3 separate regions of the Homo sapiens genome follow, and regions 1 and 2 are each linked to region 3. The links are chromatin loops, found by intact Hi-C in ENCODE. Cell type or tissue: OCI-LY7. All regions are shown on one strand. Each heading gives the region's core, and the rest is flanking DNA. Links, peaks and the distances in the headings are about the cores only. Region 1 overlaps HS6ST1 (heparan sulfate 6-O-sulfotransferase 1). Region 2 has its middle 440 kb from the start of HS6ST1. Region 3 overlaps LOC105373611 (a long non-coding RNA gene).

Region 1 (10,111 bases), core at 2,628-7,627, 200 kb after region 3:
CCACCTGGACACTCACTGGCACCTGCTCTCCTCTCCTTGAGGCCCACTCCACAGCAGTATTTATAGGTGAGGTGACATTTTGTTTGCAAGAAGGTTTTCATCTCTTAAGACTGTTCTTGCCTTCTCAGAAACTCAGTTGGCTCTGTGAAGATTTGCTGTCTGTTTTGGGTTTGGGTGGGGTATGTTATGCTGAAAAAAATAGTCCTAGACCTAGGGGATGAGGTTGCTCCAGCCAAATGACAGTGAGCTGGTGGTAGCCAGAGGTGTGGGCTGCAGTGCCCTGAGGGAGTGGAAAAGCCTCCCACACACAGGGTTTTGCAGGATGAGCGGGGTGTGGAGTGGAAGCAGCACTCAGAAAGCACAGTTGGGTTTCAGACACATCATGCGAGACCCCGCCACTCACAGCAAGGGGGGGCAGTGGAGATGGGACGGCATGAGTGGAGAGGGGCCCCTGCAAGCAGGCCAGTTGCTTTCTGACTGTGGGACTTGTGGCCTAATCTCTTTGTTCCTTTCCTGAAAGTGCCCCTTTCCTGATAGGGCATTGTCCCAAGTCCCCAGCTTGCAAGGGATGTTGTTTTGGAAAAACATGGCAGGTACACGCCCACACAGGAGTGTTCAAGTGCTGATCCCAGACCACCCAACCCAGGGTGGAGGCTGTTAGAGGACATTTAGGATCCACAGGTGGGCAGAGGGAGGATGTCCAGCCACCAGAGACCACACACATCCTACCCCAGCCGTGGTGAAGATGGGGCTGTTTTCCTTGACCATGGAGCAAAAACCATCCAGGACAGCTCTCCCCCTCCATGCCACCAGTTGCTCCTGAGCCAGCTCTGTGGGTGCTGGGAGCTGCGCTAAGGATTTGCACCTGTCCCCACCAGCTTGTGGCCTTCTGCTGCCGCGGTGCCTCTGCCCTGAACTCCCTCTAGGGCTCAGGACCTTTGGGGCCTCACACCTACCCCACTGTTGGTCCTTGATTCCTTGACTCACACAGCGTGTGGTCTGGGGCTGGGGCTGGGGCCCAGCTCACTGCGGGGGGATGCCTGTGGGGGTGACACGCCGCAAGTTCCACGGGGCCACCTCGGGAGGTCTTGGGTCCTCTCTGTGCAGACCAGGCGCTGAGGCTGCGGTGGAGGGCAGGGAATCCATAGGGATTCAGCTGCCTGCTCAGGCCCTGGGCTGTGTGTTGGGTGGGCTTCTGGAAAGCTCTGCTGGGAGTCCAAGGAAGAGAGGAGTGCCCTGGGCAGCCCCTCCTACCTTGTGGCTGGAGCCGGTGGGTCTCATGGGCCCAGATAGATACCTGTCTGAGCCTCAGTCTTCCCATCTCTAAAAGGGGGGTGGCAGTCTGCCATTTGGTTCTGTAGAGGAACCAGTGACTTATTAACTGTGACCGTGGTGACCGCATGATCCCTCAGCCACGGACTGTGTCCATGTCTTATGGGAGCCATGGCCACTCATAACCCCTTAGCATTCTGCAGCCTAGTGCAGGCCCAGTTCCTCATCTGGAGAGCGAGCCGTCAGCAGCTGTCCGCGTGCCATGGGGAGACTGACCGCGGGGCCAGGGCTTCAGTGAGAGGCAGCTCCCGACAGCCTGCACCTGGCCTGCCTTTGAAGGCCACACGTGACCAGCACAGCTGCCTAGGATTATTTACACAGAGAACGTTAAAAGGCCCAACAGGAGGGCCATCAGAGCAAATCACTAATTGTCTGGAAAGATACAAACTGGAGAGATTGAAACTCTGGAGTTAATTGTTTACGAAGCTTTGAAGGCCACAGAGGTCAGTGGCCGTGGGTGACCGCCCCCGGTGGTCATGGGCAGGGGCAGGGGCCTGTTATCTCCCTGTGACAGGGCCTCCTGCTGGGGCAGGCCTGGTCCTTGTCCAGGATCCCAGCTGTTCCCTAGGAGGGGCTCTCCACTGGTCAGCCCAGGCCGCTGCTCAGAAGCTGTATCAGGTGGACATCTCTGGGGCCAGCCCAGTTTGCATTCTAGCTCTGGCCCCATTCCTGCCTGGAGAAGTTGGGAACATTCAACCTCATTTTCTTTTCCCACCTCACGGAGTGGTAGGAGATGAGAGTTCACTCTGTAAGCTCCACACTATCCTTCACCCTCCACAGCAAACTAGGACAGAAGGTTCTATGGGTAACCCAGCAACAAGGAGGGCAGGTGAGGCTGGCCAAGACCCACCTCGGGGCTGGGAAACCCCGGGACCATACCAGGGGTGTCAGCAGAGCAAAAGAGAGGCCCCAGGCTTGCAGTCAGACCAGCTGGGCCAAATCCTGGCTTTGCATCTCACAGGCTTCTGCAGCTCAGGTTCCCCATCTGTAAAATGGGCATACTCATAGTGCCTGTGCAGGAGGTAGACAGTTGGAATTATACCCACAGTTCCACTGTGGCCTCTGTACTATAAGAGGCTAGAATCTGACCCATCTGTCCTGGAGACAGGGAAGAGACCTCCAGAGCCAGCTAGGAAGTCAGCTCTTGTTCTCACTCCATGAATTAGTTGGTTTGCAGGGAGCTTCCCTCAAAGCAGCTGAAGTCTGTGCAGGTTGGGTCCTGTTATCTGGGACATCACCAAGTGTCATCACTGGCCTTCCAAGGTGATGACCTGGAGCATGCTGTGTTTTGGCTGTGGGGGTCTCCTGCTCACCTTGGGCTATGGCCTTGGGACCACCCAGTGCCTTCCTGACTGTGCCCATTTGACAAAAGGCTGTCTCTACCAGGATCTCCAGAAAGCTCTGGCCCTCTCTGGCCAGCAGCCAGGATGTAGAGACTGTGCACATCTGTCCTGGTGCCCAGGTCGTGAGACCCTGTGGGTGGCAGCCTGACCCCACCCCCAGCCATCTGAGAACCTCGAGACCCAACCAAGAGGAACCCAGGGTCAAGAGGAGGAAGGGGTGGATGCCACGTGATGCTGGCCCTGCACAGAGGCTCGCCTGGCTGAGGGCCCAGGCCTTGTTCCTCGGATGCAGTGGTTCCTCCCTTCCCTAGACCCCACCAGCTGCTATCACCCCCTACATGGTATCTCCAGGGGTGTAACTGGGGAGCCTTGTGGAGTTTCACCTCTGTTCCCACTGCAGGCTTAGCTGGGTGCGGCTCGCAGGTGAAGACCCCATGCACTGTGCTCCACCCCACCCCTGCCTCCCTGCAGCCTCGCTCAGCACCACTGTCCTGCGTTTCACATGTTTCCTGCCCTTGTGTTTATGCTTTCGCTGTAGATGTGTGTATTCCTTAAATGATACACAGTGCTGTTTTGATGTTACTAACTTTCCAGAACCCTTATCAAACTCTGCTTGACCTTCTGCAACTTGCCGTCTTCACTCAGCCTTGTTTTGAGATTTATCCCTGTTGGTCCCTGACATGCGTGTTTAATTCATTGACTGCTGGACTTAACATCAAGGTAGTCCAGACGGATCTCTGCTTGGTTCTAATGCAGCTGCGGGGAGCAATTCACTTTGGCCATCACAGTCCAGGTGCGGCCACGGTGCTCGCTCATGGTCCCTATGTGTCCCTAGGAGTGTGTCAGAGGGAGGTTCTCCTCACCACCATGCTGTGCCCGTGGTTCCCGATTGTTTGGGCGGGCACTCTTGGCTCATTTCTGCCAGGCCAGGAGCCAGGAAATGGGACCTCTGTGCTCTTAGTGCATGTTTCCCCATGGCAGAGAGATAGCATCTTACCATGTGTTTATCGGTCAGTGAGGTCTCTTCCACCGACCTGTTCACGTCTTTGGCCTGTTTTCCCCTACAGGGTTGTTTGTGCTTCGCGTATTGGTTCGTAAGCGTTCTTTATGTGTCCTGGTGCCAGGTTCCATGGGTAGCATGCTCCCCGCTTCTCTCCTCCTGTTCATCATTTCTCCATGTGTGGACTTGGGCCTGTGGCATCCCGGTGCCTGCACCAGGTAGGGCCAGGCTGGCCCAGGTACATCCCATCTTCCAGCTGAGTCACATGCCAAGAAGAGGTATGCCTGCTGACCTCTGAACCCCATGGGACCCTGCTGGTGGTGAGAGCTCAGCTGGGGGCTTGTTAGTGTGAGCAGGTGGACAGATGGCAGCTGACCAGCATCCTCCCTGCAGCGTGCACCCCCCAGGGCCTTCCCTGGAGATCCTCAGCAGTGCCCACGGTGGCACCTGCACAGCCCTGAGCCCAGGAAGGCCAGACAAGCAGACAGTTCCTCACGTGCCAGGGCCCCTCACAGCGATTTTGCCGCATGTGTTGGAGTCCCTTTGAGATTGAGTTGGAAGGAAACCCAACTAAAACCGCCTAAAACCAGAGCCTGGAACCCACGGCTCTGAAGTCACAGGGACCCCCCCACCCCAACTCCCAGTGAAAATCTGGGTGGGCGTTTCCCAGAGGGAAGCCTGCCTGTGTCACCCCCCAAGCCCGGCCAAAGAGCTGAATGTCCACGCCCTGTGCCTCAGCCTCCCCCCATGACAGTGACGACACTGCTGTCTGTGCCTCCAGCCTGGTGCCTGGCCCTGCCCTCACTCCCCAGGCCCCTTGGGCACCGTCTGCTGCGGGCGCACCCAGGGCTGTCCCTGTGGGGCACTGCTGTATGGATAAAGCTTTTCGCACCCCCTCAGAAAGGAGCATGGGGGTGGTAGCCCCCTCATCATCCCAGCCTTGGAATGTGCCCCCACCCCATGTGACCCCAGCCCCATATTTGCAGTACCCCTGCTGCCATGCCCCCACTGGCTTGGGACAGAAGGGCCTACACATCACCATCCACCTGAGAATTAGAAAGCGCCTTCTGCTGCAGGGCTTGCAGGAACAAATGTTTACAGCCCCTAGGCGGCAGGGGGAGCATCTCCCCTCTGAGTTATGAGCTTTAGAGGCTCCTGTGTAAATATTTACCTCTCTAGAGCATTGGTGACCGTGGGAGATCGGGATCTGTAAGCACTGAGGTTTTCTGTTTGCGTCATCGTGGCCAGGGTGGGGTGGGGGTGTCGTCCTGGAGCAGGGAGCCAGGCTGTGGAGCGTGCAGCTGCGTTCTCCCTGGAATCCTGGTCCACATTCCCTGGCAGAGAAATCTTCGCAGCGGCGCGGCCACGTCCTCCAGCCCGACCACAGTTGATGGAGGGAAAGCCAGGGAAGGCACTGTCCTGTGGAGTGACACCAGCGTGCTAGCCCTGCTGAGGAGCGGAGGCACAAAGGAGGGCATTCCTGTCCCGAGGGTGCAGTCTGGGAGCAGGGAGGGGCTGTGACAGTCTCATTCAGGCCTCACTGTCAGGGGCGCTGTTTTGCAGATGAGTAAACTGAGACTCAAAGAGCCTAAATAACTCATCACCTAAGGTCACCGGTGGCAGAGCTGGGATTCACACACAGGCCTGTGCCTGCAGGATTTCCCCCAAACTCCTCCCAGTGACAAGTCGCAGGCAGGTCACTCCCCAGAGTGGGGGAGCCAGGCGTGTGGCTCATGTCCGCCACAGTGCCTGCCTCTGGGAGGGTAACGCAGCTGCTCTGCGAGCAGGTGGGCTCGCCAGGGAGTCCAGGATGGTGCAGGGAACCTGGGCAGGTCCTGAGGGACTGCTGGCCCACCCTCCTCAAGGTCCAGCTGAATGAGTGGCCTGCTGGAAGCAGCTGTCACCAGGTGTGATGCTTCAGCTCCCCTGAGAGGATCAAGGGCAGGCAGAGCAGATGGTCTCCCGGGGGAGTTGAGAGGGTTGTGATGTCACCCGTAAGGAGAGGCTCTGCCCAGGCACTAAGCCGGGGAGAAGGTAGGCCCCAGAGTGAGAGTGGGTTCCAGCTCTGCCTGGAGAACAAGGGCCTCAGCCAGCCGGGCTCCAACCCTTGCCACAGCCTCCTTCCTTCCCGCCCACTGCAGACCCCAGGGCTCCCGGTTGGAGGGGCTCGGCCCCTCCTCTTCTGCCTCTGTTCCCTCCTGGCAGGCAGGAAGGTGAGCAGGTCTGAGCAGTTGGTTTAGCTCACGCAAGTCCAGGCAGGGCCGCTTGTCGGCACACGTCCTGAACCCTGCAAAAGTTCAGGCCTCCCAAGTCATGCTTTAAAACTGTCCAAGCAGGCCCATCGGGAAGCCAGGCCCAGCAAGGAGGGGTTTGTTACTCTGCTTTCCTGGAAGCTGGGCTGGCAACGTTCCCAGCAGAGAACATCATTCTTACAAAGTAGAGGGGTGTCAGGTTTCAGCCAAGTGGGTAAAAGGCAGGTATTGGGATTGGTGTGGCTGTTCCAGGACAGGAGCAAACCCCCATCCTTCAGCAAGTGGGTCAAATGGGGACCCAGGCAGGCAATGGGTCAGGCCAGCAAAGGCTGGAGAATCCAGAATGGAGAGCTTAGGAGGCCCTCATAGCAGGGAGCTGCCTCCTGCATGACACTGACCCTGTGCATTCCACACAGATCACAGGCACTGCCCTGGGCCACCAGGAAGGCCCTGGGGACCATGTTCCATGGGTTGCCACAGAGCCAGGGGATGATGGCCTGCAAGTGTGTGTGGGTGCTCAGTCACCCGCCCTCCCCAGTGCAGCCCAGCCCAGCTGCAGGAGAGGAAGGTAGCCATTCCTGAGTGTCATGAGATGCTGAGTGCTCCAGGGTGGGTCCTCTCACTGACCCAGTGAGGGCTGCCACTGCTGTGCGACACTGCTGTGAGCACTCTGATGGGACACAGTGTCACTGTCCCTGTTCTCTGGTACATGGGTGCCTCCATATCTTCCCAGTGGCAGAGGGTTTTTGGCCAGCATCTGACTACAGCGGCTGTGTGCATTGCTGCAGTGCTGGGCTCTCCCGAGAGGGGACCCACGGGCAGAGGTCACCAGCCAACCCAGGGACCTTTCTGGAGTCCTGTGCAGCTGTCCATTAGCAAGGCAGCCTCCGAGGGATGCCAGGGCCTTACAGTCTGTGACAGGTACTTGTTTCGTCCTCCTGCCCCTTAGCCAAAGACAGCTTAGTGCCCAGGCAGTGGTCCTGGTCCTGAGGGGCTAGAGGCCCTCCTCTCACCAGGCCTGTACCATGCACCATCTCTGTCCCTGGGGAGCACCCACACAGGGAGACCCAGTTTCTAAAGGCTCGGACACACTTCAAGAGGACGAGCATGGCTGGCAGCATCCCCCAGCGTAGGGGTCGGGGAGGGGGAGCTATATTAGGGTTCTCCAGAGGGACAGAACTTATAGGATATATAGAGACAGGTGAAAGAGGATTTATTGGGGGAATAGGCTTATGCAATTAGGGAGACTAAGATGACCCGAGATCTGCCATCTGCAAGCTGGAGAACCAGGGAAGCCAGCGAGCAGGCTTAGTCCAAGGCCAAAGGCCTGAGAACCTGGGGGCTGTGGTGTTAGGTCCCAGAGCCCAAAGGCCCGAGAACCTGGAGTTCTGATGTCCAAGGGCAAGAAGATGAGTGTCCCAGCTCCAGAAGAGAGAGGAGATTCACCCTTCCTCCACCTTCCTGTTCTGTTGAGGCGTGCGGTAGATTGGAAGATCTCTGCTCACGCTGGAGAAGTCAGTCTTCTTTTCTCAATCCACCCATTCAAATGCCAATCACAGACATACCCAGAAACAAAGCTTTACCAGCAATCTTGGTGTCTTTTAACCCAGTGAAGTTGACACCTAAAAGTAGCCACCACAGTGGCCTTTGGGTGAGGACCTGGGCACCCACACTGGGCTGCAGTAGCGTTCTCCCAAGGGAGCCTCAGCCATTTATTTCTAGGCACCTCCCAGATGTCCCCTTTAGCAGGCAGCCTGGATGTCATGAAGCAGAAGGATGTTGGCCAACAGGTGGCAAGTGCCCACTTGACGGGGTTGGCCAGCCAGTGTCCCCCCACCATGTATGGAGGAGCATCTGGGCCCAGACAGGTGCGTGTGCAGGTGGGACTTTAAGCTCAGGGTTTTGCATGATTGGGTGCTAGATCTGGAAACTACGTTTTAGGTACTTCTCTTCGGTTTTGTTCTTACTGTAACAGTAATGCATGCTGATTCTAGAACTTGTTCTCAAGCACAGAGGCACTACATAGAGCTGTCCTCAGCCCTCAGGGTGGCCCCATGGGTGTTGTGCTGTTAGGGTCAGGGTCAGCCTGCTCCCAGCTCCTCTGCATGGCCCCGTGTCCCTGAGCACTTCACATGCCCTCCTGGCCCTGCCTTTACTGTCCTCTGTGATGCTGCAAAGCACCTCTTGGCTGCATGTTTGGTCTGCATCTTGGGGCATCCTTTCAGAGAACGTCGAGAGTGGAGGTGTCCTGGCTGTGTGCCTCGCCCTTGGGCATCAGGGGTGGGGCAGGCCCAGGCCCCAGAAAAGCCTGGCATTTCCTCCTGGGAATGGGCAGCAGGTCGGATGTGTGGGCCTGGCTCCTGGGGTTTAGACTGTGGGGGACCAGAGAAACATGTGGTCAGCACTTTGGAGGAACACACAGGGAGGGGTGAGGACAGGAGGGCGTTGCAGGCAGAAGATGCCGTGAGCAAGGACCTCAAGGGCAGGCCGTCGGGGGAGAAGAGGCTGGAGCAGCTGAGAGGCCAGGCCTTGCCCTGTACAGAGCAGGGAACTGGCCGGCTGTCTTCCCAAAAGAGGCCTTGGGAGGGTGGACTCAGATGGGGGCCGTTGCGGAAGAGGCCCCACCACAGAGCCGTTGGAATGGAAGACCTAGCCACAATGGGAGACCTAGCCTCAAGGGCTGGGCCTGAATCAGGAAATGCCTTGAAGCCCCGTGGTGGCAGGGGCTTGGTGGGGAGCATCCCAAGTGCAGCTTGAGGGAGTGAGGGGAGGGGAGCCAGCCACCAGGCACAGGAGTAGCAGGGGGTTTGGGAGGGAGCCACCATGTCAAGGAGCCACTCAGTCACCAGCACCTGCGTGCAGAGCTATTCCTGGGCCCCAAGAGAGGACTGGGTCCACCCTTGGGGAACCGTTAGCCCTACACCTAGAGGAGCTGCAGATGGTCACAGGGCTGGGGCTGGGAGGGAGTGGATCAGATGGGAGTGTCTTCAGCTGGATGCTTAGTGAGAGAGTCCCACACATGCACTCCCACATGTGAACACACCACGTACACATCAGTAAACATGCAGACACACATGCACGCCAGCCTTGGCTGCACAGCTCCAGCTCAGCCTGACCCATGTGTGCTGCCCATGGCATTCTTTGACCTCAAGGTCCCCAGTTTAGCAGGCGGCCAGTGAGTCATGGGGCCTGAGACCAGGTATCCTCCCCTAGTTACACCTCTCAGACTCCCTGAGGCAGCAGCGCCAGCTTGGAGCACAGCACCTGGCCAGAAGTCCCCATGCACAGCCTCCACTCTGGTCACACTGAGCAGTGACACCTACTGCCTCAGGGTGTCCTGAGGGATGGGACTGGCTTCAGGGCTCTGGCGGGAATGTCTTCTCATTGGGGCATGACTTTATCCAGGGAGAGGAGCTGGCGGCACCATGGAGAGCCCAGTCCTCTGCCTTCCCTCCCCTCAGGCCAAGCTGGAGCCTCTGAGCTGTTCCCACTAGGGAGACACCGGCCAGCATGGTGTCCCTGACTGTCTGGCAGCCGTGATGCCTGCGTGAGCCAGTGGGGCCCAGGAACACATGCTGCCCGATGTCCATGAGTGCCGGGGACCCCATGGAGGCTGGGCCCAGCGGGCAGGATCAGCTGCAGGCTTCAAACCAGCACACATGTACCCCTGAGGGTGAGAGGCTGGAGAACTCCCAGGGTTGACCAGGGGCTGACAAAGCACGCACGCTCTCCCACACACGCACGCTCACGCTCATATACACACATCCCCAGCAGTAGCTCATGCTTTGGCGCCAGTGGTGACTCAGAAACATTCTGGAACAAGAATTCCTTTTTTCCTTACAAGTGGTTGGCACTTGGGGATGTTTCTTCGTATTTGAAATTCCTTCCCACTGGTCCCTTTAAGAGCTGAGCAATTTTCCATTCTGAGCTGGGCTGCTCTTCCATCCTGAGCTCTCAGAAGTCTTTGAAATGGTCCCAGGATATTAGAGGAGATGCTTTTCCAAAGACGATCTGCTGTCATTGCAGACACAGGAAGGGTAGCCTGGAGCCACATGGCCCCTGGGAACCCCTGCCTGACACACAGGGCGCAGGAGCCATGCAGCCCCTGGGGATCTCTGCCCAACACAGAGGGGTACAGGAGCCATGCAGCCCTGCCTCACACAGAGGGGTGGCTAGAGCTACGC
Region 2 (10,111 bases), core at 2,238-7,237, 250 kb before region 3:
ACACAGATGTTGATTGTAGCCCTACTCAGAAGGGAAAAGATACGGAATCAACCTAAATGCCCATCAATGATAGATTGGATGAAGAAAATGTGGCGCATATACACCATGGAATACTATACAGCCATACAAAGGAATGAGATCATGTCCTTTGCAGGGATATGGATGGAGTGGAAGACATTATCCTCAGAAAAGTCATGCAGGAACAGAAAAGCAAACACCACATGTTCTCACTTATAAGTGGGAGCTGAATGATGAGAGTACATGGACACATTGAGAGGAACAACACACACTGGGGCCTGTCAGATGGCGGGAAAGGGTCAGGGGAGGGAGTGCATCAGGAAAAATAGCTAGATGATAGGATGATCTGTGCAGCAAACCGCCATGGCAGAAATTTACCTGTGTAACAAACCTGCACATCCTGCACATGTACCCCTGAACTTAAAATAAAGGTTGAAGAAAGCAAAAAAATGCCACGATGGTAAAAAAAAAAGAAAGAAAGAAAAACCTACAGCTAATATTACACTTAATGGTAAAACACTGGATACTTTACCCCTAAGATTAGAAACAAGACAAAGATGTCTTTTATTAATTCTATTCAGCATTGTACTGTAGCTTCTAGCCAAGACAAGAGAAAAAAAAAAGTCATACAGATTGGAAAGAAAGTAAAAGGTCTTCTATTTGCAGATGATGTGATCTTTTATATGGGAAGCCTAAGGTAACCACGTGCACACAAAAAAAAATGTATTAAAACTAATAAATGAGTTTAGCCATAGGGCAAGCTACAAAATAAACTTAAAATAATCAGTCGTATTTCTATACACTAGTATTGAACAATATGAAAATAAAATAATCACATTAATAATAATATCAAAAAGAATAAAATACTTAAGAACACAGTTCAATATAAGATGTGTACATCAAAACTACAAAATATTATAATAGAAATTAAAGAAAATCTAAATAAATGGAAAGACTCCCATGTTCATGAATTGGAAGATAATATTATTAAGATAGCAATTTTCTCCAAATTGATTTTCAGATTCAATACAATCTCTGTCAAATTCCCAATTCACTATTTGCAAAAATAAACAAGCTGGTCCTAAAATTTATATGAAAATGCAAGGGACCCATAATAACCAAAACCATTTTGAGCTAGAACAAAGTTGGATGACTCATATTTTTCAACAGAACTACACTACTCAGGACAATGTACTGGCATAAAGATGAACAGGCAGAGTAATGGAATATAATTACAAGTCCAGAAATAAACCCACAACTTTAAAGTCAATTGATTTTTGCCAAGAGTACCAAGATCATTCAGTGGGAAAGAATAGTCTCCTCAGCAAATAGTGTTCGGACAACTGGATATCGTCACACCATATATAAAAATTACCTTAAAATGGATCATAGGCCTAAATGTAAGAGCAGAAACTAACAAACTCTCTAGGAGAAAGCACAGGAGTAAATATTGCTTACCTTGTGTTAAGCATTGGTTCCTAGATAAAACACCAATAGCACAAGCAATAAATAAATAAATAAATAAATAAATTGCATTTTATCAAAATTAAATGTTTTTGAGCTTCAAAGGCCATCATTAAAAAGACAAAAGACAGCCTATAGAATGGGAGAAAATATCTGCAAACCATATATCTGATAAGTAACTTGTATGCAGGCTATATAAAGAATTATTACAACTCTACATTAAAAAGACAAATAATCCCATTAAAAATGGGAACTATATTCCAGTAGATAGTTCTCTAAAGAAGATATGCAAATGAGGCCTGACGCAGTGGCTCATGCCTGTAATCCCAGCACTTTGGGAGGCTGAGGCTGGCAGATTGCCTGAACTCAGGAGTTCGAGACCAGCCTGACCAATATGGTAAAACCCCGTCTCTACTAAAAACACAAAAAATTGGCCATGCATGGTGTCTCATGCCTGTAATCCCAGCACTCTGGGAGAGTGAGGCAGGCAGATCACCTGAGAGGTCGGGAGTTCAAGACCACCCTGACCAACAATGGAGAAACCCCGTCTCTACTAAAACTTCAAAATTAGCCAGGTGTGGCTATAGGCGCATGCCTGTAATCCCAGCACTCTGGGAGAGTGAGGCAGGCAGATCACCTGAGAGGTTGGGAGTTCAAGACCACCCTGACCAACAATGGAGAAATCCCGTCTCTACTAAAAATACAAAATTCGCCAGGCGTAGCTATAGGTACATGCCTATAATCCCAGCTGCTCAGGAGGCTGATGCAGGAGAATCACTTGAACCCAGGAGATGGAGGTTGTGGTGAGCCGAAATCACACCATTGCACCGCAGCCTGGGCAACAGGAGCGAAACTCTGTCTCAAAAAAAAAAAATTAGCCAGGCGTCGTGGTATGTGCCTGTAGTCCCAGCTACTGGGGAGGGTGAGGCATGACAATCACTTGAACCCAGGAGGTGGAGGTTGCAGTGAGCCAAGATCCTGACCACTGTACTCCAGCCTGGGTAACAGAGCAAGACTCTGTCTCAAAAAAAGAAAAAAAAAAAGATATGCAAATTGTCAACAATCACATGAAAAGAGGTCCTGCATCATTACTCATCGTGGAAATACAAATCAAAAGCACAGTGAGATACCACTTTGCACTCACTAGGATGGCTAAAGTCAAAAAGACGAACAAGTGCTGGTGTGGATGTGGATAAATCTGAACCCTCATTCACTGCTGGTGAAAATGCAACATGGTGACACCACTTTTAAAAACAGTTTGTCAATTCTTCAGTTAAACAGAGAGTTGTGATATGACCCAGCAATTCTACTCCTAGGTATATGTCCAAGAGAAATGAAAACATACGTCCACACAAAAAACTTACACACAAATATTCATAGCAGCGTTATTCATCCTAGCCAAAAAGTGGAAGCAACCCAAATGCCCATCAACAAGTGAATGGATTTTACAAAATGTGGTATCTCCATGCAATGGAATATTATCTAGCAATGAGAAGGGAGGTACCGATACATGACATGGGTGAACCATGAAAGCACTATGCTAAATGCAAGAAGCCAGGCACAAAGAGCCGCATATTGCCTGGGTCCATGTTATTGCCTCATATGTTTATTGAGTGACTTCCGTGTGCCAGGTGCTGTTCTTGGTCCTGGGGATTAATCGCTGAACACAGTAGACTTGATGGCTATCCTCCTGAGGCGTTCGTTCTAATGCAAGACAGATTTGAGATGGATGCTTGTGCACATAATTAATTCAGTAGAATTAATTGCAATTGTGATATGCACTAACAGAGAAGAGCAAGGGACTATGTCTTTGCCTGGGAGGTGGGGGAAAGCTTTGCTGAGAAGGTGACTCAATTGCATGTCCTCCTCTTTTTTTCACTTCACAGCATATTATAAGCATTTTCCCAAAATTAAAAATTCCTTATGCACATCATTTTTATGTCTGCATCATCCACTACTTGTGGTTGTGTCTCGCCATCCCTGAACAATGGGCAGGCTGTTTGTTTCCATTCTTTTTCTATTCTTCATACTGCTTCAAGAAACTCCTTTATGTAATATCCATATTCCTCATTACAGCTTAAGGATAAATTCCTACCAAAGTAATTACTCAATCAAAAGGCAGCTGTTTTTTGTTTTTGTTTTTGTTTTAAGATGGAGTCTCACTCTGTTGCCCAGGCTGGAGTGCAGTGGCGCGATCTCGGCTCGCTGCAACTTCTGTCTCCCAGGTTGGAGCAATTCTCCCTGCCTCAGCCTCCTGAGTAGCTGGGATTACAGGCGCGTGCCACCATGCCCGGCTAATTTTTGTATTTTTTTAGTAGGGACGGGGTTTCATGATGTTGGCCAGGGTGGTCTTGAACTCCTGTCCTCAGGTGATCTGCTAGCCTCAGCCTTCCAAGTGCTGGGACTATAAGCATGAGCCACCGCACCTGGCCAAAAGATAGTTTTTTAAAGCTCTTCGTATGTATCACCAAGTGTTTTTCAGAAAGATTGGTCTGCACCTGCCCCATCCACACCACACCCACACACCATAAACTGGAAGTTTCTCCTCGTTTCTCTCTCCATCCAGTGCTAGCAGCTGCCCAGCCCTCCTGACAGCGTCATTCCATCTCTGTGAAGGGACTGGAAAAAGGGCCTCCTGCTAAGTGTCACACATGGGCCCCAGCTGTACACTAGAGAGTGGGAGAGAACACATCTGACAGCCTGGACACCTCCCAGCTGTCAGTTCAGCATAATTGGAGCTCAATGCCAGATCTCAATGTATCCAACCATCTTCTGCATGACTCTTTTGCCCCTTTTTTCATCTCTATTTTTGGTGTTGCTGTGGTTCATTTACTAGTCCTATAATAAATCATGCAGTGATTGCCACAAGTTTTAATATATAAGATTTGCTCAAATTCAAGTAATTTGATTTCAGAGATGACTCACTTTGTTTTCGAGCCTCAAAGAATGACATCAGGCAGGCTGGACTTTGGATCTCAGGTCTTCAGCTCCATAGTTTTAGAACCTCGGGCAGGTGCACCTCCTCACGTCTATGAGTTTCTGAAAATGTAGATAGCCCCTATTTAACCACGGGAGTGAGGCTTGTCTCAGAAAACACGTCCACCGCCACTGCCTGGCAGGTGGTCCCGTGGGACATGCTAGTTCTCCTGTCCCTGCTCTTCTCTCCCCACAGCCCACAGGATGGGGCATCCATGCGTCCTCCGTAGGCAAGGAGCCCCTGCAACTTTTATGCAGAGTTACAGTTGCTGTCACACCATCAGCCAACACTCTTCCAGGGAGCTCCTACCGGGGCACAGAGCTGTTGGATTATCCATGGTCATGCATAATCGACACAAGGCACAGCCCCGGAGATGGTTAAAATCTTCTGGCACTAGCAGGGTATATATGAAACCTAAACAGCCAGTTCCGAAAAAAAGTTTTCAGAGGGGTCCTCGACACTGGGAAAGCTGCCGGGTGAGGACAGACAAGAGGCCAATGTGAAGTCTCTTTTTCCATTTTCCTGCTTGATTTTTCTGCTTGAGACTTAACCATGATAAATCCTGGAATACTCCTTATTTATCTTTGTTGTTTTCCGTCTCTCCCCACTAGAGGGCGTGCTCCATGAGGGCAGGGGTCTTCGCTTTTCTCTCTGCTGCATCCTGAGCGCGGCTGGGACTTTTTGACTCTCGGTTAATATTGACCGAATGAATAAATGACTAAGTCAGCAGTGGAAGCAGGAAAAAAGGCATGCATGTGTATTTTTGGAGAGAAAAAGGGAGGTTTGCTGGAAGCAGAGGAGCTCTGTCTCCTTTTTTTTTTTTTTTTTGAGACGGAGTCTCTCTCTGTCGCCCAGGCTGGAGTGCAGTGGAGCAATCTCGGCTCACTGCAAGCTCCGCCTCCCGGGTTCCCGCCATTCTCCTGCCTCAGCCTCCTCAGTAGCTGGGATTACAGGCGCCCGCCACCACGCCCGGCTAATTTTTTTTGTATTTTTTAGTAGACACGGGGTTTCACCGTGTTAGCCAGGATGGTCTCGATCTCTTGACCTCGTGATCCGCCCGCCTCGGCCTCCGGAGCTCTGTCTCTTTGGGGTGCACAGCTCACTGCCCCCCAGAGTCTCCAGGGCCGAGGGTCAGGGATGTGGGTTGAATTGCAGGACCTCAGCTTTAATATGCTTTCCCGTTAATATGCTTTCCCGTCACAGGGAAACGGACTCCACCCAGACTGACTGTGGGATTGATTTCTAGGTCTTTTTATCTTTGGGGGTCAGGTGAAGAGATGGAAAAAGTTAATATATGTTGCATTTCAGAAACAAACTTAGGAAAAAGTTCTCTGGCATTTTCTAGCCATATGATGTGTATACATAGCCTAACATCTTTTTTTCTTCCATTTCTGTATCTGTACTATGAGATCAACTTATAGGAAATAATGTCTGTAAAACAATAACACAGTTCTTGACTCCTAGTAGACAATCAGTAATTGATGTCAGCTATCCTGGTGGTGGTGATGGTGCTATTATTTGCTTCCTGTTCCAGGTGGCTTCTGGTTCCCTTGGGACTTGCCCTGTGTGCAGGTACAGTTCAGACCAGAGGAGAAGCGGAACACACCGCAGCATCCTGTGGGGTCCTGCATAGTGGAGTAAATGAGCCTGGGCATTTGGGAGAGGGCTAGGGGAGTGTTGGTGTAAAGGACAGCAAGCAAGTGGTGACAGCCACCGGCTATTAATACTTTTAGTGAGTTTCTGCTTCACTGCCGGTCATTTTTTCTCACACTTAACAGCTTGCACTGATGACAGGAAGCACATGCTTGTAAGCAGACCATCTCCTGCAGCACTCACTGCACACAGGGCCTGTCTCCACCGGGACTGAGAGCCCAGACTCTCCTGCCCACATCCTGCAGCTGGCCTGGGAGGAGGCGCCTGCAAGCTTCCTCCTTTGGTTATCTCTCTCTTGCTGCGCCTCTGCTGCTTTTCCATGTGATCAAAGCAACCTTGACATCTTTCCCCCGTGCAGAATTTAATTTCCTAACTGAGATTTTATATATAGCACAAAATAAAGTTCTTATGTCTCTGATCTTGCAAGATAACCCCCAGCCCCACCTCACCTGCACAGGAGCAGGGCTCCAATTGATATGATAATGCAGGAGAATGCAGCCCTGGAAGGATGTCAGGCACTTCTAAATATACACGCGTGCGGCCCAGTTCTGACTAGTGAGGGCTTTGATGTTAAATGAAATGGGATAATGATACGAGGAGAGTGACGCTGGATCACAAATCTTCTCTCCAACAGATGAGGACAAAAGTCAGCAAAAACCTTCCCAACTGCCTCCAAGCAAGGGAAAAGGGACTGCATCCTAGAGCTGCAGACAAGGAGGCCAAGTTAAAAAAATCAGAGTATTCTAGCTCAGCATGGCGCTTACTCTTCTCCACCAACCAGAGGTCAAGCTGGCAAAGGAGGTTAAAAAAAAAAAAGTTCTAAGCATTCTCTCAATGCCCCCAAATGTGGTGACTACAAGGTAAATGGGCCACCCTGGAAAATAGAAAGATCAACCTGAGAGACAGGAAGGAAGCCCAGCTGGCTTCCTCTGGCTCTGGGAGAGACAGGAAGAAATCTGGGCTCCAGCAGGTTGAGGGCCTCCCACTGGATATCCCGAGGATGTTCTCCTTCCCACTCCTTCCAAGACGGAAGGAGAACACCGATGCATAAAACACAATAGGCAGGCCTGGAACTGAGCCCCGGAGGAAGGCAATCATGTCAAACGGGGCAGGGAGGCTGTCAAGGAAAATTCACCCAATGATATTTGAGCAAGGGAAGTTAAGGGTGAGAGAGAGATACAGCAACTGCGCAGGGATGAGACACGCATATTCCAGGGAAAATACGCAAAGGAGGGGGGCGCATGGCACACAAAGGCCTGGAGAAGAGTGTGACTCTGTGAGTCCCTCACTCCAGAGGAAGGCTGGATAGAAACGTGAATGAGACTAAAATTGAGAGAACAGCTTTAAAAGAGAACCTTTAGAAACATCGAGTGCTAAAGCAACATTCCTAACAGAACTAGTAGATTAACAAAAACAACAGGGGACAAAATGTCCAGTGAGTTCCTGACACAGAGGCAGACAGGCTTGAGATGGAGATGGCGGCGGTGAATGCCTGAGAAAGGACCCAGAGAGGACAGCAGTCAGAGAAAGGACAACAGAAATGCAGAACAGACCCGGGGAGCCGTGACCTGACACACACATGTCCCTAACATGGAAACCCCACAGAAGGCGACAGGATGTCTTTGCAAATACACGATTATTTTCATTAACAAAGACACAGGAACTGAAAGCAATCCAAAAGGAGCACGCTGTTCAGAAAATGTTAATACAGAACCACGGCCATGGGAAGTTTCCTGGTTAACGTAATGAACAGGAAGGATAAGCAAAGAGTGCTTCAAGCATTCAGCTAGTCAAGCCAGGCCAAGAAATGACTGGGCAGGGGTGGATCACCTGGGCTCAGTGCTTTCGTCTCCCACCGCTCTGGAGCAGTGACGGAGGGCAATAGCAATGACATTGAGGGAAAATTCAGAGGGCCAGAAAGTCTTACTCAAGAACCCAGCCAGCTGGGTTCAGAAATAACAGTCACACATAAGGCCAGGTGCGGTGGCTCACCCTGTAATCCCAGCACTTTGGGAGGCCGAGGTGGATGGATCACGAGGTCAGGAGTTTGAGACCAGCCTGGCCAACATGGTGAAACCCCGTCTTTATTAAAAATACAAAAATTAGCCAGGCGTGGCACCGCACGCCTGTAGTCCCAGCTACCCGGGAGGCTGAGGCAAAAGAATCGCTTGAACCCGGGAGGCAGAGGTTGCAGTGAGCCGAGATCATGCCATTGCACTCCAGCCTGGGTGACAGATTGAGACTCCATCCCAAAAAAAAAAAAAAAAAAAAAAAAAATACCCAGATAAACATACCAAAAAGTAGGCTGCAACCATGAGACATTTAGAAAAAAAAAATGCCAACCCACTAATATGAACAGGGAAAGGGTAGGCCCGGGGCAACATTTAAACTAGGGGACAAATGGTTAAAACCCTACATTTTATGTTATGCATGTCTCACCACAATAAAGAAAAACATTTTTAAAATGCAGGAAAAAAAAAGGACAGTGGAGTGTGGATTTAAAAGTTCTAAGAAAAAGAAAAAAAAACTGTTTACTCAGCCAAGTTTCCCCTTGATTATATAGGTGGCAGACTGTCACGGCTGGCGGGAACTCGGGAATACGTCTACGGGACCTTTAGAGGGGAGAGGGGAGAGGGAGAATGACTTGGGGATGAAATGCAGCCAAGCAAACAAAAAAAGTAAAATAAAAACCCTGCCAGGAGAGTAAAAGCTGTTATAAAAAAAGACTCATGAGTATCAAATCCACTTAAATATAGAAAAAAGATAAAACCAGTGGGAATAATTGTTACAAAATAGAATGCAAATGCTCCTAACCTTGGAAAAGTCAGTATTATATATATCACCAAGAAAAATCAAGAGAAGTAGTAAGAGAAAGTTTAAGAATGCTGATTTCCTCATCTTTTATAATCGAGTATAATTAAGACCTTCTGAAATTGAGACGTGAGTTAAAAACATGAAGGCTCCAACTTCTTCGTGTTTTTCATATCTTGTTAGCCTTGCAGGGGCTCTTTTACAAAATAATATCTTTTGTGGCAAAGCAACATTTATTTGAAGATCAGCAATTCTTTTCATTTAAATACCACTTCATTTTCTTCTCTTAAATTGAAGTAAAATGTAATAAAATACTTTTATATTGAAAATAGGAGGTATCACAAATCCCCTTTTTATTGAAGGGAATTTCTTTGTTCAGCCCTGCTTGCACCCTTTTGTAGTCTATATGGCTGAGGTGAGGGCCCCTGGGGCAGGGGTGGTTATTGGAGAGCAGCTGAATCCAGGTTAGTTCAAAACATGTATATTTTTTCCCTCTCTCTCTTTCTGCATTATTTCCATTTCTTGTCATGAACAGGCTTCATTTTTACCAAATCAATGCAATTTGAGAAAAAAGAATAAAGAAATAAAGACTTAAAAGCCAGATGATGTATTTTAACATTGCGATTTGGGTTCTGGGGGGTGAGGGAACCTTCCCCTCTTGGGTCCACTCTCACGGTTGTGATTCCCTTCTCACAAGCGACAAAGCCTGCTCTTGAGAGCTGCTGATGAACTCCTCTAGGCCCACCCTGGGATGCCTCCCAGAGGACGGAACTCAGAGTCCTGAGGCCGCGATGGCATGACCAGAGGTCAGTAGCCAAAAAAAAGCTGGAGCTCAAGTTCAACTCTTGACCTCCAAGCAAATGCCCTTGAAAGCTGATGAATCAGTGATTTCCAGAATCATACTGCCTAACAATTACCAAGCCCTCAGCAGGCATTTCTTCCTGGGGTGTGTGGAGTAGTCAGGCGGGGCATGGGCCCCGGCCCAGGGCTGGCTCTAGGTGGACTTAGTGGCCTGGCTGGAGTAATCACTGCCCCTAGGCAGCCAGGCACCCTCCCAGGCATGTGCACAGGCAGAGGTGGCAGCAGCAGGACAAGGAAACTAACCAGCTCAGGCTTTCTCAGGCCTCTACTGTGTCCACTGACCAAAGAAGCCAAGAGGGTTCAATTCAGAGCCACGTGGGAGAACCG
Region 3 (10,111 bases), core at 3,177-8,176:
ATCTCACCCAGAGGCCCCACTCCTAATGCCAACAACTTGGGGCTTAGGGTTATTCAACACATGAATTTCGGGAGGATACAAGCCTTCAGTCCATGGCACAGGGGTTGTTAGAAAAAGTTATAACCGGCCGGGAGCGTCGGCTCACACCTGTAATCCCAACACTTTGGGAGGCGGAAGCGGGCAAATCACGAGGTCAGGAGTTCGAGACCAGCCTGGCCAACACGGTGAAACCCTGTCTCTACTAAAAATACAAAAATTAGCTGGGTGTTGTGGTGGGTGCCTGTAATCCCAGCTACTCGGGATGCTGAGGCAGGCGACTCACTTGAATGAGGGAGACGAGGCTGCAGTGAGCCAAGATCTCACCACTGCACTCCAGCCTGGCAACAGAGCAAGACTCCATCTCACAAAAAAGAAAAAGAAAAAGTTATAACCTCTGGGTGTCAAATGTGCTTAGAAGGCCCCTGGGACTCAGGGTATGTTTGAAAGGTGGAACCAGCAGGTGAAAACTGACTACAAGTGTGAGGACGGGGTATGTTGGGGTGCCTGGGCTGGCACCGGCTGTGGGAGGAGCAGACGTGGCTGGGCATGGGCAGGGAGCAGGAGTCAGGTGTTCAGGAATGTTCCATTTGTGATACCTGCTGGACATCCCTGCTGAGCTCTCAAGTGGACAGTCAGGTAACCAGGCCGAGGGCCCAGGGAGAGGTCGAGGCTGAAGGGCAGAACCTGGGAAGCATCGATAATTACGTGGACTGGAATACAAGGAGACTGACTGCCTGGCGGCACCTCAAACAAATAACAAAATCACAGGCACAGCTCTTCAACGCGGCCACAGGCATCGGAGAAGCAGCTCCCCCGGGACTGGGCAGCAGTGGGTCCCTAGCTGGTCTGAGGGCCCAGCAAGGTGAGACTGACGTGAGCCAGCCAAGCAGGGGTGGAGGTGGGAGACACAGGGGGTGTCTTGAGAGCACAGTAAGCAGTGCCGTGTCTGATGTGGGATTTTACCATCAGGCCTCAGGAGAAGATTGAAGAGTTCTAAGTAGGAAAGTGACGTGATCCGATTTGAGTTTTGAAAAGATCACATAAACCCTGCTTTGTGGAGAGGGGATTAGAGAAGCAAAGTAATCTATTCAGGTGAGAAATGACACATGGGGACCAGGGCAATGTCAGCAGAGATGGAAAAAGCTGGTAGAGCCGAGAAACCAGAGGCAGGTGACCCACACAGGAGATGAGTATGGAAGGAGGGGACTGGGCTGAGAAGAAATCCTGGGTGTGGGGTGCCCTGTGCTGAGACAGGGAAGGCAAGGGAAGGGAAGGGCACCATTTAGTTTAGACATAACTCACCCCAAGAGGAAGTGGGGCCCAGTCCCACTCTGCAGGGCTCCTTGCTAGAGGAAATGAAACTCGGTCATTCATTCAACAACGGGGAACTTAGAACTCACTGGCAGTGGGCACTTGGCCAGGTCCTGGGTCCGATCCATAATAGTGAGCAAAACAAAGTCCCTGCACTTAAGGGAGCTTACATCTCATGGGGGACCCAGGCAATAAGTAGGGAGACGTGGACAGATTGGGGGTACATGTGAAAGCAGAACCAGTGGGACTTGCTGATGAGCTGGATGCAGAGAGTGAGGGAATAAGAGGAAGCAGGACAATTTCTAAGATTCATCATTGAGAAACTGGGTGGACAGAGGTGGCTCACACAGACTTGAGAAAGACTGGGAGAGAACAGATTTCAAGGGAAAAATTAGTGATTAAGTTTGGGGCACGTCAAGTTTGAGAGATTTCTTGGACATCCAAGTCATGGGATCAGGTAGTACCTGAGCTCCTTGGAGGGCCTGGCACACACAGGCCACAGTGCTGGAGGTCACGTGATGGATGGGCTGGCCGGGGAGATAAGACGAGGGCCCACAGAGTTCGGGAACCTTGGGAAGATGGAACAAGTCTCACCGAGTCTGAGAAGGAAGGGGTAAGCCACACAGAATGGGGTCACAAAGGCCTTAGGAAGGCTACGTGTGTCGTCACCCAGGGTGATGCTGCTGAGGGAGTGGGGAGTGTGGATTTGACAATGTGAGGGTTCAAGGCCAGGGTCATCGGTAGAATGGCTTGGGAGGAAGGCCATGGAGCAGGATGCAAGACAAAGAAGTGGTGAGGAATTAGAGACCACGCCAAAAGCAGCTCTCGTAATGTGACTTACACAAGGGATGATCATAAAACCAATAGAGAGGCATTTTCATTTTCACAATTCAACTTTCAGTCCATGCCAGATGTTGCTGCTTAGAAAGAGGATACCCAAGAGAGGAGCCCAGTGCAGGGCAGGGATGTTGAGTGTGGCCTCAGGACCCATCTTTCTTCAGGGCTGGGGCTTCTTTTGGGGTCGCCCTTGGCTAAACACCAGCGTGATTGGAAACTTGGAAACCCAGGGCATCTTCACACCCAGTGAGGGCCTGCCAGCCCTGAGTGTGGCTCCACTGCCCCTCCCTGAGCTGGGCTCTGCTCACAGCTCACTGGCTCTCACCCAGCTATTTGTGCATCCATTTGTTTAAAAATTCTTGCTGAATCCAAGGATTCAGGCCTGAATTAGACCTCATTCTTGCCCAGGAGGACAGATAAGGAGGCAAAGAAGAACATGATAAGCTTTGGGGTGGCGGGGGCATGAGGCTGCAGCGACAGGGGAGAGCCTGTGCCAGTCCTGTCTGGAGCAGATGGGCTGGGAGCTCCTCAGGGGGAGGCGACTCAAGTGCCAGCCCTTAACAGCCAAAGGCAGTCATCCCAGTAAAGAGGGCAGTGGATCCCAGGGCTTAGCAGGTGGCAGAGGAGAAATGCCTTGGTTGGGGGCCAAGCTGGCCCTGGGTCTGGATTACGCATTTTTCACTTTTCCATGTGTTTCTCTCAGTAGTCCTGGGAGGTTAAGAGAACCTGAATTATTCACTGTGATTAGCAAATGATTAAACCGAGGCCCAGGGCCGGCCTCACCACCATCTCAGGCAGAGGCACAGGATTGGGAGCCATGCTTACAAGTGCTTACCAGCACTGGGCTCTTTACACACACGGCCTTCTTTGCTCTTCTGGCTTCTTGCAGGAGGTATCTCTGTGGGACAAGGGAGGGAGGTGAGGCCCAGGAGACCACACTGCAGTGATAGGGAGGTCAGGCAGGGTCTGGGAAAGTGTCCCTGCCGCGTACCACCCCCAGCTCAGAAGGGGGCCTGAGGCCTGGGCTTTCTGAGCCCTATTGACCGGGGGAACAGGAGCGAACCCTGGCTCTCTGGAGACGCCTGGAGCCTTGGTGCTGACAAGGCAGGGACTAACCCGGAGCCGCAGCCAGTCAGCAGAACAGCAGCTGTCCATGGCCTGTGGTAAGGGCCCATCTACCTGCCCCTGGAAGTCAACATCATTGAGTCTCTCTCCTTCCTGCTCTGCCAATCCTAGATTATCTAGGACTTGACGTCCCTCAATGGCTCAGTCTCTCCAAGCCCAAGGAGTGACCCAGAAGGGCCCCCTAGGCTGCATCACCACCTTGATAGAGTTGGATAGTTGTCCCTGCCCACATCTCAAGTTGAATTGCAATCCCCACGGTGGAGGTGGGGCCTGGTGGGAGGTGATTGGATCATGGGGATGGATTCTCACGAGTGGTTTAGCACCGTTCCCTTAGTGCTGCCCTCAAGATAATGAGTGAGTTCTCCCACGATCTGGTTGTGTAAAGTGTGAGGCACCTCACACACACCCTCTCACTTGCTCCCACTCTGCTTTGTAACATGGCTGCCCTCCTTTTGCCTCGCACCATGACTGGAAGCTTCCTGAGGCCTCCCCAGAAGCTGACGCTGCCATGCTTCCTGTATGGCCTAGAGCACCATGAGCCAATCTGACTTCTTTTCTTGATAAATTACCCAGTCTCTGGTATTTCTTTATAGCAATGCAAGAACAGCCTAATACACACCTCCTCTGGGTCCAGGAGGTAACACTGTGCCTGGGAGGTGAGCCCCACTTCCCACAGGCCCCAGAGGTCTTGGCGGCAGCAGGGAAGGCAGGTCCTATCTGGAGACCAGGTGAGAACACGCTCCAGGCTCCCCTGAGTCTTTCATGGGCAATAAATGGCCTGAAGAGCCTGGGCCTTCCCTGCTGTGATCCTTTCCACCCCTGCCCGCAGCTCAGGAACTCCAGCTTCACCTGGAGCAGCCTGCAGATCCCGAAAGAGCAAAGAGGAAACACAAAATGTCCCAATGACAGCCACAACACCATTCTCTATAAGGCAACCAACCCACCTGCCACCCTGCCAGCTCCAGCTCCAAATATGCCCCATGCCTGGCAGTGTCTGGAGGAGGAGGCAGCATCAGAGAAGGCTGTTTCCCAGACAGGAGAAACTGCAGCACATTGGCATGTGGTGGGAATGAGCCGATAGCAAGGGGGAAAATGATGATGCAGGAAAGGAGGAAATTGGGGATCCCTGCCCTAAAATTCCTGGCATGCATGCTGAGGTTCAGTCTCCCTCCTGGCACACAGATGAACCAGGCCCAACATACACCATTGCCAAGAGTCCTCTCAGCCAGAGAATTCTTGAAGAGCCCCAGATGCAAGTAAGTGTTCCTTGAGCTGAAGAAACCAGAACTAGAAGATGCAGTAACCTTGGGACCCAGGGCTGTGAGTCATCAAAGCATAAGGCTTACTCGAGTTTGGGAGAGGATATATTTCCTTTCTTTGAAAATATTTCTTGTTGTGTTCTTAATTTTTTAAAAAGTCAGCTCATGGCAGCCACTCAATAAAAATGTAAAACAGACTGAGTACAGTGGCTCATGCCTGTACTTCCAGCACTTTGGGATGCTGAGATGGAAGCATTGCTTGGAGCCAGGAGATCAAGACCAGCCTGGGCAACATAACAAGAACCCATCTTTACAAAAAATGTTTAAAAATTTTCCAGGCATGATGGTGTATGCATGTAGTCCCAGCTACTCGGGAGGCTGAGGCGAGAGGATTGCTTGAGCTTAAAAAATCTATAGAGAGAGACAGAGACAGAGAGATTGAAATCAAGCCCAGATGCCAGATGGCTTTAGGGTGAGTTCTAAAAAGCAGTCAAGGAATAAATAATTTCATTATACAAACTATTCCAATGCGTAGATAGAACGTTAGCTCACTAGAAGTCTAGAGTAACTGTGAGAGCAAAACTAAACAAGGATAATACTATACAAACAGGGAAAATTATGGGCCAATTATACTCATGAACATAGATACCTATATCATAAATAAATTATTAGCAAACCAAGTCCAGTGATGAATAAATACAAAAATATATCATGATCAAGTTGCTCCCAGGAAAGCAAGATTGATTTACTATTAGAAAATATATTGATGCAATTCACCACTGCAATTGTTAAAATTAAAGAAAGGGAATGAAATAATAATTTCCAGCTGGGCACAATGGCTCACACCTGTAATCCCAGTACTTTGGGAGGTCAAGGCGGTTGGATCACTTGAGGTCAGGAGTCTGAGACCAGCCTGGCCAACATGGTGAAACCCCATCTCTACTAAAAATAAAAATATTAGCTGGGTGTGGTGGCAGGTGCCTGTAATCCCAGCTACTGCTTAATAATAATTATTATTATTATTTCCCTATAAATAGACTTTTGAAATTTAATGAAAAGACCTCTTCACGTACTAGGAATAAGAGCAAACTTCTTTAACTCGATAAAGTCTGTGTCTCGAAATCCAGTGAAAAAATCATACTTAGCACTAGCATAACTTATTTGAAGTCAAAGACAAAAGTATCCTCTATAACTACTTCATTTACTATTGTGCTCGAGGTCTTAGCCAGTGCAATGGGAAAAGAAAGTAAAAGGATTAGAAAGAGAAAAACGTATTTTATTATTTGCAGATAATGTGATTTATGCACAAAAAAAAAATCTAAAAGAAAAGAGTCTAGCAAGTTCACTGGATATAAGATGATGATGATGGTGTGTGTGTGTGTGTGCACTCATGCCAGCAACATTACATTTTAAAATGAAAATTTTTGAAAGTACGACTTCCAATAACAATATAAATTATAAGTACTTAGGAATAAAGTTAAGAAATTTGTACAAGACTTGTACACGTTGTTGCCCTGTGCAGCCATGAACTTTGTACACTGCACAACTCCAGGGGGCATCACTAGACTGAGATACACAATTTGCACAAGTGCAGCCATGCCTTTATAGAAAAAGTTCTAAGAAATCATTGAAAAAATTTAAAATAAATGTAAATACATAGGTAGTTTTACCATCCTCTTGAGATTTAGCATCATAAAGATATTGGTTCTTCCAAAATTATGCTATAAATTAAATGCAATTCAAATAAAAATTCAACAGCCTATTTCATGGCACTTGACAAAGTGATGATTTTGAAAAATATCTGAGAAACAAAGGGCCAAGAATACCAGCAAAATTTTTAATAAAAAGAAGTGGATAGGAATATTTATCCCATTAAATATCAGAAGTTATAATAAAGCTATAATCATTAAAGCAGTGTGGTATTGACCCAGGAACCATCAAATAGGAAGGGGGAACAGAATAAAAAGCCCAGAAACATATCCACACATATGTGGAAACAATGTGTGAGCTGGCATTAAAAATAGTGAGGACTGGGCAGCACGGTGGCTCCAGGCTGCAATCCTGAGGTGAAGCAGGAGGATCTCTTGAGGCAGGAGTTCGAGACCTGCCTGAGCAACGTAGCAAGCCCTAATTTATATCTATATAACAATAAAAAATAATTAACAAAATAAAAATAAAATAGTGGAGACAGATGTTTCCATAAAGGAAAATATAAAAGCAGATCTTCATTTTGTACCACATACAAAAATCAGTTCGCACTAAAATAAAAATCTAAACATGAAAAGTAAAACCTTTAGGAAAAAATATGGGTAAGCATCTTTTATGGTCTGGCTACGAAGAAGGATTTCTTGAGGAACACAAAAAGGACAAGTCATAAAGGAAAAGGTTAATGAACTTGACTACAGTAAAATTTGTAAGTTCTTTTTTTGTTTTTTGTTTGTGTTTTGTTTTGTTTTGTTTTGAGACAGGGTCTCACTCTGTTGCCCAGGCTGGAGTGCAGTGACATGATCTCGGCTCACTGCAATCTCCCAGGTTCAAGGGATTCTCCTGCCTCAGCCTCCCAAGTAGCTAGGACTACAGGTGCGTGCCACCAGGCCCAGCTAATTTTTGTATTTTTATTAGAGATGGGGTTTCACATGTTGGCCAGGCTGATCTCCCAACTCCTAACCTCAAGTGATCTGCCTGCCTTGGCCTCCCAAAGTGCTGGGATTACAGGCATGAGCCACCATGCAGAGCCAAAATTTGTAAATTCTATGAATGAAAGATATCAAAAACAAAATAAAAACACAAGCTCATACTGAGAGAAGATATTTGCTGCTTAATAACACACAGTTAGTAGACAACATATATAAAGAATTCCCACAAATCAAAAAGAAAAAGACAAACAACCCAATTTTTTCAATGGGTAAACACTGTGAATGAGCAATTCATAAAAAGAGGAAAACCAAAAGAAGGAGAGCCATAGGAAAAGATGTCCAAGACTCCCCAGTAAAGGCAGGTGTCCCTGGGAGGCCCTGGTGTACCTCAGCCTCACACTAACTTCTCCAGGTATAGGTCACCCCAAGAGCCCTGATGGGAAGCCCAGAGATGAGTGAGCCAGCCCTCCCTTTAGGACCTCACATTCTGAAGGGAGAGAAAGAGGCATGATCACCCATATCCCTGCACAGAACATGCCAAATGGATATTTGCACGAAGGTTTGTGCACCACCGGGGGGAACTGCCAGCTCCACCAAGGCATTTAAGGAAAAGGCCCCTGGAATTGGGGAAATTCTAGCTTTCAAATCCTAAAGCAAATATGACATTTGTGACATAAATTGCTTTCTACTATCTAGTTTTCAAAACCACTGGAAGAGAGAAAATCACCATGGAGTAGCAGAGAGAGGCTTGGACAGAGAGATCAGAGAAATCCTAATTCCCCTACCAGCTGCTCCTAATATGCTCAGGTAATCCTGGTCTATCACCTACTCAAAAGTCCAGCGTAGATATCAAATGGGCATCTCAAACTCAACCACCCAGGACTTCAGCTCCTCAATCTTCCCCCACCCACTTGGCCTGAACCTTGCCTGACTCCACTCCATCCTTCCCATCACTCAGGTCAAAACCTTTAAGGTCATGGTTGACTCATCTGCTCTAATGGATCAGAAAATCTTGAGAGCTCACTATGCAAAATATATCCAGAATCTGGCCACATCCCTCCACTGCTAAGGCCCTGGCATGAGCTACCACCACCTCTCACCTGGATTATTGTAGTAGCCACCCAAGGATTCTACCTGCCCCACCCTTGCCTCCATACACAGCAGTCATGTGACCTTTTTAAAATAAAGTCCTGATTATAATGCTCCTCTGCTCCAACCCTCCCTGGCTCCCATTTTGGAGGAAAAGCCTAAGTCTTCATGGTGACTTCAAAGCCCCCCACAGCATGGCTTCCCTTGCCCCCGCTACAGCTCTTCCTGCAAGCGCTCTGTTCCAACCACGCTGGGCTCCTGGCTCTTCCTGGAGCACTCAGGCATGGCCCATCTTGGGGCTTTTGCAGGGTTGTTCCCTCTGCCTGGAACATTCTTCCCCCAGATAACCCCATGGCTAACTCCCTCGCCTCCTGCAAACCTTTGCTTAACATCACCTTGGCTTGGAGGCTTGCTCTGACTACTTATACAAAATTGCAAGCTGCCTCCAGCCCTTGCCCAACCCAGAATCCCTAATCTCACCTACTCTGCTGGGATTTCTCAAACATGAACTCCTCCTAACATACTATAGAATGCCCATAGTTGATAATGTGTCTCCTCCCTACTAGACCGAAGCTCTACAAGGGCAGGGATTTGTGTTATTCTGCCCAGTGCCTAGGGCAGTAGCTGGCAGGTGGAATACTTACTGAATTGAAAAGCTCTTAACATTGCTGAGTCCCAGCTTGCCCATCTTCCAAAGCTGAAATCTTTAACCTAGCTCAAAGGTGCTTATTGCTGGAAAGATCAAAGGAAAATGCTTTTAAAATATCTAACACTGTGCAAGAAATGGGTAGGGAGAGCTGCAGTTCTTCCTTTCAAACCACCCTTTAATAAAAGGCAAAGATTGCTGACTAAGCCTTCAGGGGTGGGGATAACACAAGTAGGGCCCTGGACAGCTGTAGGTCAAGCTGGAGGCCCCAGGTCACTTGTGTGGATGGCATCACCTACAGGCATTGGCTACATTTTGTTGAACTCTTGCTCTCATAGAGGTAGAAAGTCCCCTTGCTGGTTAAAGATGTGGAGTGGTGTCCTGGCTATTGGTGCTTCCTCTGCTGATTGCAGGGCCTAAGGACACAGCATCCTTGCCAGTGTCATAGGGGCTGAGAAAGGGTGTTGGCAGGTGTTTGCCGTCACTCTACAGTAGAATCGAATCCCTGTCACAACTGTCTTGGAAATATGATGCAATTGCACTCTCCATGCACAGGTTGCAGCAGGGCCAAGCTCAGAGATGCAGGGTGTAATCTCTCCCATGTTAGTCTGCAACTAATTGATTGTCTTCCCAGCCAGGAGCCAAAGCCATGGCTCACTGTAATTGTGTGAATCGGAAATCCTATCTAGAATCCACTTCCCTTTCCTATTTGTCAAGATCACATTCAGGATAGGCTGTAGTTTCCAGTTGGAATATTGGGCCCCTGCACAGATGGGCTGAAATGTAATCCAGCACTGCCAAGGGCATCCCAAGGGTCAATTAATTTTGCCTTTTCTCAGAGAGGAATTTCCAAGAATCATAAAGTGGGATTGTGCTGGCCCTGGGAGAGGTGCTGAGCCCCTGCCTGGGCTGAGGCGTAAGGTTTTCACCACCATTTCAAACTGAGCTGGATTATTGAGAGACCAAGGAAGCAGCTGCCACCCACATACACAGAAGGAAACTACTACCTTGAAAGAAGTTCCTTAAACCACTGAGCTCCCAGAAAATCTGAGCCTGGCAGTGGTATTGCTGTTGGTCTGAATGGAGGTAATCCCTGCTACAAGCTATGAGCAAGCACCGTGCTCAGAGCACACCATGAGGTCCTTTGCTGAACCTGACAACCATCCTGC

What was found. Peaks named below come from ENCODE experiments on the same cell type or tissue, not always from the same donor. Only the 100,000 strongest peaks of a DNase experiment are listed, where the experiment ranks them.
Region 1: it touches region 3 in a loop (2.6-fold over the local background); 1 of 110 quality-filtered maps calls a loop at or near these places.
Region 2: it touches region 3 in a loop (2.7-fold over the local background); 1 of 110 quality-filtered maps calls a loop at or near these places.

Annotation. Positions count from the first base shown.
Region 1 is chr2:128,301,227-128,311,337 of GRCh38, reverse strand. All of the region lies in intron 1 of HS6ST1 (heparan sulfate 6-O-sulfotransferase 1), which reads left to right. Among named protein-coding and RNA genes, the nearest start is that of HS6ST1, 13 kb to the left of the region's middle. RefSeq lists enhancers at 1-261, 262-1,242, 1,709-2,003, 7,987-8,066, 9,601-10,111 and a silencer at 1,709-2,003. In OCI-LY7, for the core only: no CTCF peak of the experiment used is centred there; a DNase peak (open chromatin) is centred at 5,627; H3K4me3 peaks cover 313 bases.
Region 2 is chr2:128,750,546-128,760,656 of GRCh38, reverse strand. No RefSeq gene overlaps it. Among named protein-coding and RNA genes, the nearest start is that of HS6ST1, 440 kb to the right of the region's middle. RefSeq lists an enhancer at 5,868-6,067. In OCI-LY7, for the core only: CTCF peaks have their summits at 4,860 and 5,073 (motif pointing right); DNase peaks (open chromatin) are centred at 5,096, 6,016 and 6,296; H3K4me3 peaks cover 1,723 bases; H3K27ac peaks cover 3,328 bases.
Region 3 is chr2:128,505,369-128,515,479 of GRCh38, reverse strand. All of the region lies in intron 1 of LOC105373611 (a long non-coding RNA gene), which reads right to left. Among named protein-coding and RNA genes, the nearest start is that of HS6ST1, 190 kb to the right of the region's middle. In OCI-LY7, for the core only: a CTCF peak has its summit at 6,173; no DNase peak of the experiment used is centred there.